Regions from separate parts of the Homo sapiens genome. Here region 1 is linked to region 2. Evidence: chromatin loops called from intact Hi-C (ENCODE). Cell type or tissue: Panc1. All regions are shown on one strand. Each heading gives the region's core, and the rest is flanking DNA. Links, peaks and the distances in the headings are about the cores only.

Region 1 (2,916 bases), core at 261-2,760, 440 kb after region 2:
ACTGCTCTAGTATATTCTTAACTAGTAACCACGACATCAACTTCAATAGTTAAACTCCAACTTTAGATGAATATTTGGCTTATATTTCAAATATTTTGAAAGGGTTCAAGCATATAATCACAAAAAACTACTATATGTAAATTGTAATTTAATATTTAAATAAATAATAAAAATAAAATTTACTAGTTCTTTATCTTGTATTTTTCTAAGGCTCCTTAGATCATACTTTACACAAAATTAGGTTATGTAACTAATCAGTAAATATATAGTCCTTTTTATTAGTTTGTTTTTTACTTGGAATTTGTGAGGAAATTTATGCTCCTATTTCTTCCCACTACGTAGGAAAGTTTAATATAATGCTTTTACTTTAGAGCCGTCTTTCTTTTAGATAGATATTACAAAATGTTCACTCTATGTGGAAATCCTACTGATAAATTCTTGGTTTTAAAAGATTTTCCACAAAATCCAATTTGTAATATTTTATTATTATAAATCATATATGATAGATGGTATAAAAATAGTTGAACTTCTATTTAAGTTAGTATAGATATCTTAACCGATTTTTTCTATGTCTTCTACCTCAAACACAGTTCATCTTATGGAGTATACACTATTTTTAATTTGCCCTCTTTTGAATAAAGGCAGTGTTAAGATCCTTCCTCATTTTAAGTTGTTTTTAAGAATCATATTTTATAATCTCAAAAACTATCAAACAACAAATATGTAAGGACTGAACTGATTGCATATTAAGCCAGTAAGTCATAAAAACGTTCATTAATGCTTACATTTGAAGAAAATATGGTTTTAGTCAATAAGGAACAACGTAATGTGGTTTTCATTTGTATTGCAAATCCTTCACCAGTACTTGTATAAGTCTCTATACTAAAAATTCAGTGAAAAAAATTCTGGGTTAAATTCTAATTGGTTTTTTAAACTTTCCCAAAAAGTTTGAGGAAGAAGTAAATTGTGAAAATCAAAGATCCTGAAGACGCTGGCTGTTAAAACGTCAACAGGTGCTTCAGTGTACCCTGCGGGCGAGTCTCACCACTGCAGCGTGAGCTGTGTCTGCTTCTTTTTATCCTTCACAATCTGCGTGATGGTTTTCTTCTGAGACAGGTATTGATCCGCTGCTTTGGTTTTGCTGTCGTGGTTGTCGGCGTCCTCTTCTTCAGAGGAAAAGTTACCATTGTTTAAGTGCATTTCTGATTGCCAGTTGAAGGGATGATAAAGAAAAATAGAATATAAAATCAACTAAGTCGCCTTTAAGTGTACCTTAACTTCAAAGGAGTAGCCTACTGGGGTGGGGGCGGAGGGGAGGAAAGGGGGGCTATGCAAAATGTCAGGTCTCTACTTGACATTTTACTGAGGAAATACAAAGATTTGGACAGAACATTCTATATCTGCCTTATGTTTGTTCGGGATGCATTATTATTATTGGGTGCCCTTCTTAGAATACGTCCCCGTCCCCTTCCCAGCTCCGGATGCGGCAGAGCACTCACCTGATTTCACTGCCCCCGGCAGCTCCGGGTCTTCGCCTTTCTCCCCGCCGCCCTGCTCGCCCCCGGGCTGCCCTTCGGCCGCCAGGTACACTGTTTCTTCCGGATAGACTAGCAAGCCCTTGCCCAGGAGCTGCACACAGCAGTCTTCCTGGATCCCCGGGGACAGTTGGGGCGCAGGCTGCGCCTGCAGGAAGGTGTCTTCCAGCTCCGGGACCTTGGCCATCCTCCTGGCCGCCGGACACCTCCGCGCGCGCCGCTCGGCCGGTTCCCCAGCGGAGCCCCAGCCCGGGGCGGGGCGGGGCGGGGCTGGGACCCGGGGCCGCAGGGGCGGGGAAGGAGGCCGCAGGCTCCGGGGTGCCCTGGCTCAGCGCAGAAAGGACGCCGCGCACAGGTACAGCCCAGGCCGCCCGGGAGCCGCGGTGGGCCGCGGTGGGACTGCGTTTCTCCACCTGTCTGCGGTCCCGGCAGATGCTCCCGCGAAACTCACTTTCTCACCTGCGCCTGTCACGCCCTGGGCGCCCACAGCTTCCCCCTCCTTCCCGTTCTCTCAACCTGCGCTGGCCGGAGGACCGTTTTCACACTCAGAGCTCCCAGAAAGATCCCGGGAAGGCTCACTGTCTTCTGCAGGGAAAGTGCAGCTGTAACTGGCCCCATCCCTACTTTCAGGTACACTATTGGGGCACCTGGCCGCGCGGCGTGGACTCTGCACGCCTGGGACAGGGAAAAAGTACACCGGAGTACCGCTCAGTCTTTGCACAGCAGGGACCGGGCTTTTTATTCTGGGAACCTTCCGAGGGATTGGCGAGGGCTCTTCTCAGCATTTGAGGGAAGATCCCATCTCGTCACACACTGCTTTGCTCGAGGGTGCACAGTGGCCCGCACTCCTGGGTCTCCCAGCCCTGGAGGATCTGGCCTCAACCCCGAGAAAAGATTCTTTCTCTCCCATTTACCATTATTTTGTAATTTAAACGCGTCCCTGACGATTACTCATCTCATACCTAGCAGTACGGCAACGGACGTTTGCTTAAGTGAAAAATGAAATTGCGACCATCTTCCAACCCAAAATGGCAATCTCATGGGGGCAAACTATAATCTGTGCTCTCTTTAGACGGGAGCGGTCAGTGGAGACTTGGGATTGGTGTTACCTGACTGCCAGATCATCTTCCTTTCCTTCCACCTTCTGTTCTTTTGACAAATACGCCCAGTGTCTTTATATGTCCAGTGCTCTCCAACAAAAGCAAGGATTCTGCTTTGGATCACATTGCCTCATCACAACCTACAGCATGTCATCTTCTCTTGCAGCATTAGAGAGAGAAATCAGCCTTCGACTTTGACAATATTAAACTACATTACATTGAAATTTAACATAGAACAAACAAAATGGGATCCAAGGTGGTGGGTGGCTGAAGGGTGAATT
Region 2 (2,916 bases), core at 190-2,689:
GAGCTATACAACTAGAAAAGTTGGCAAAATTCTCTCTGCTTCTAAATGATGTCATTTAAAAGTTCTTTAATTTACTCCCACCTTGACTGTTTTAAACAAATGTTTATTTCTCTCATGTAACAAGATGACTGCTGGCTTTGGTTCAGGATAGTGTGTCAGGTCAGAGCCAGTATCTCTGAAATTTTCTTGGCTGTTGTTCATGCTTGCTGCCTCATTGTTCCAAGATGGCTGACAAAGAAGCAAGCATCACATCTTCATTCGGGCCAGGGAGAGGAGGAAAGATGGTGTGAGATGTACATGTTCAGGAAGGCAAAGTCTTCTTCAAAGCTCCCTTCCCGCCTCAGCAGTTTTTCTCTTATATGCCATTGACCATCACCGAGTTATATGACCACCCCAATTTCCAAGGGAGGCTGGAGAATTTTAGAATACAATTTTCATGATTAGCTTTGATCAATTGCTTGGGACTGGGAACCTGGCCTCCAAGAAATAAATCGAAAGCAAGGAGATGGAGAAAACATATTGAAAAGAAAATTTTGAAAATTAAGAAATTGGCCTAAACAACAAAACTTGGTCTCTTAAAATTTCTACCTTTTGGAGGAATATTGTGTAAACATTACTAGACCTCTTATTTTGCATATTCTTCTACTAGCAATAACAGGAGGTAACATTTGAAGGGTTTGTAGAATACATGCACATGTTTTATCTACGATCTGTTTCCAGCTTTCAGGGTAGATATTACAGAACAAACAGAACAATCTCCATTAACCCACTGAGCTCACAGAAATGTCTGCTATACTGATTCCTGACTTGTTTTTATGTTGTATAGACTTTGAAGAAGGGTTCCACAGACCAGGAGAAGATTGAATTCCTGAAGGAGGCACATCTGATGAGGTAGCTCTGAAATAATTTTCTCCTGGTATGGGTAAGAAGTTTTAAGTCCGCTTGACTTATTTTTAACACCCAAAATGACATGACTTAACGGATCATGACTAAAACAACATGGTTGAAACGTTTAAATGGAACTACATCTGCAGAGCAAGTAGTCTATAGAGGCCAATCTTCTGAGCCTGGGTACAGGCAATCCTCAGACAAAAGGTTCTCCTTTCTTTTATCTTCAATAAGGAGCATGTTTTGCAAATGAATTCTGAAGCTGTTTGGCTTTTGACATGCTTGTATTCATCTAAATGTGTGATAATGGTCAAGTATACCCAGTAAGAGAGAGTTCTCTCAAATGCTATAATGTCAGTGAAAATATCCTTTGTCTTAGTAAACTTGTCTATCAGTTTGAGTTTGTGGTCATAAAAACTGCTCAAGCACATCTTAATGGGAAGACTTGAGGCAGTGGTTGATTGGGTCTCAAGCTGTGGGTTCCAATTATTAGGTTGGGACTTACTTGGTTTGATGTCTTGAGAAAACTGTGTAGCCAAACCCGCATTTCTGAGTTGTTTTCCTGAAAGGGAGAGGATATATTTCATACCTGTAATGACCCAAAACCCAATGTTTTTAAATATCTTTTCAAGGACGCTACTAGTCAAAATTACTTTCTTTTCCAAAATATGCTTAATACAAATGTTATTCCTTCTAAAAACCAACCTATTTTATCCATACTCATGGCCACTAGGGGTTGCCATATTACCTCTTTAAGGTAAGCACAAAGACCAGGAGTTGGAAAACGAAGTGTTAGAGACACTAAGTCAGGGGTTTTGAAGGAAACTATTGATAAAGAATTGCTGTACTCCATAAAGACCCTCGGCTAGGACTCCTGCTTCTGTCATATCATCCAGCCTGTGTCTTTCCACCTTTCAGCAAATTTAATCATCCCAACATTCTGAAGCAGCTTGGAGTTTGTCTGCTGAATGAACCCCAATACATTATCCTGGAACTGATGGAGGGAGGAGACCTTCTTACTTATTTGCGTAAAGCCCGGATGGCAACGGTAGGCAGTTGGGATCCATAATATTGGTTTCATAATGCAAATGCCCTATAATTCCCTATTAATTTTCTTTAAATTTAATAGGCTGCAGTGGTAAAACCTTAGAAGACTTACATGGAAAGAATTATTCTGTTTCCTTCACATTAGCTTTTGACAATCAGAACCCTGGGCTAACATTCTGGCACTTTCTGGTCATGTGAGCCCGAGCCTGTTTTTAGTATTTAATGGGAGAACATGACCCTCATTGCCAGAATCATGTTTTTCTGGAGCACAGGGATAGCGTGGAGTTGGAAAGGCATATCTCTGTACTTAATCTATATGCCTGTCTGTCCCAAATTATATTTCCAGTCTTGATGTCTTTACTGAGTACCAGACTTGTATGTCCCTCTCTAGTTGACATATCTTTTTGGATTTTAGTAGGTATCTCAAACATATTTTGCCCCAAACGGAGCTCTTGATTTCGTACGTCCTCTCCTACTCCACCCATCTACTTCCTTGCTTTCTCTTTCCCTACATCCATGCTAACAAACTCTGCCTGCAAAACGCAGCCGCAGTCCTTCTTCTCTTGTATCCCCAGTGCCTGGAGCAGTGCACAGCACATTATGAACCCTGGAAATACTGTGGAATGGCGGACAGGACTGGGGGTGACTACCTGTAGGAATCTACCTTATACCTTAGATGAGAACACGTAAGATAAGACAAGTCAGCAAAGTTTAAATCTGGTGGATTAAAAAAATTTTTATATCAAAATAAACATCATATGGCTAAAAAATTAAAATGTGTGACAAAGCATATAGTGAAAAACAGGAGCCCTGTGCACTGCCTCATTCCTACCTCTCAGGCCCCGCATGTATCTTGTGGTATTTACCGCCAAGTTCCTAAATAGTCTGCTCATACTGACACATGTTGATTTTTCAATTTGGGGTAAATTGATTGCCCAGTATGGAAGATGAGGATTTAACTCTCTTAGACTTCCTCATAAT

Evidence for each region. A loop is a pair of places that touch in the nucleus more often than their neighbours do. Peaks named below come from ENCODE experiments on the same cell type or tissue, not always from the same donor. Only the 100,000 strongest peaks of a DNase experiment are listed, where the experiment ranks them.
Region 1: a loop joins it to region 2, with 3 times the contacts of the local background. A loop is called at or near these places in 7 of 110 quality-filtered maps.

Annotation. Positions count from the first base shown.
Region 1 is chr6:116,876,082-116,878,997 of GRCh38, reverse strand. RFX6 (regulatory factor X6) reads right to left here and starts at 1,756. Exons shown (of 19, transcript NM_173560.4): 1 at 1,500-1,756; 2 at 1,046-1,202. The coding sequence starts at 1,722. RefSeq lists enhancers at 787-1,745, 1,746-2,705 and a promoter at 1,491-2,283. In Panc1, for the core only: no CTCF peak of the experiment used is centred there; no DNase peak of the experiment used is centred there; H3K4me3 peaks cover 1,416 bases; H3K27me3 peaks cover 2,117 bases.
Region 2 is chr6:117,316,163-117,319,078 of GRCh38, reverse strand. ROS1 (ROS proto-oncogene 1, receptor tyrosine kinase) reads left to right here. Exons shown (of 44, transcript NM_001378902.1): 38 at 827-891; 39 at 1,807-1,936. Among named protein-coding and RNA genes, the nearest start is that of VGLL2, 52 kb to the right of the region's middle. In Panc1, for the core only: CTCF peaks have their summits at 1,438 and 1,642 (motif pointing right); a DNase peak (open chromatin) is centred at 1,628; H3K27me3 peaks cover 209 bases.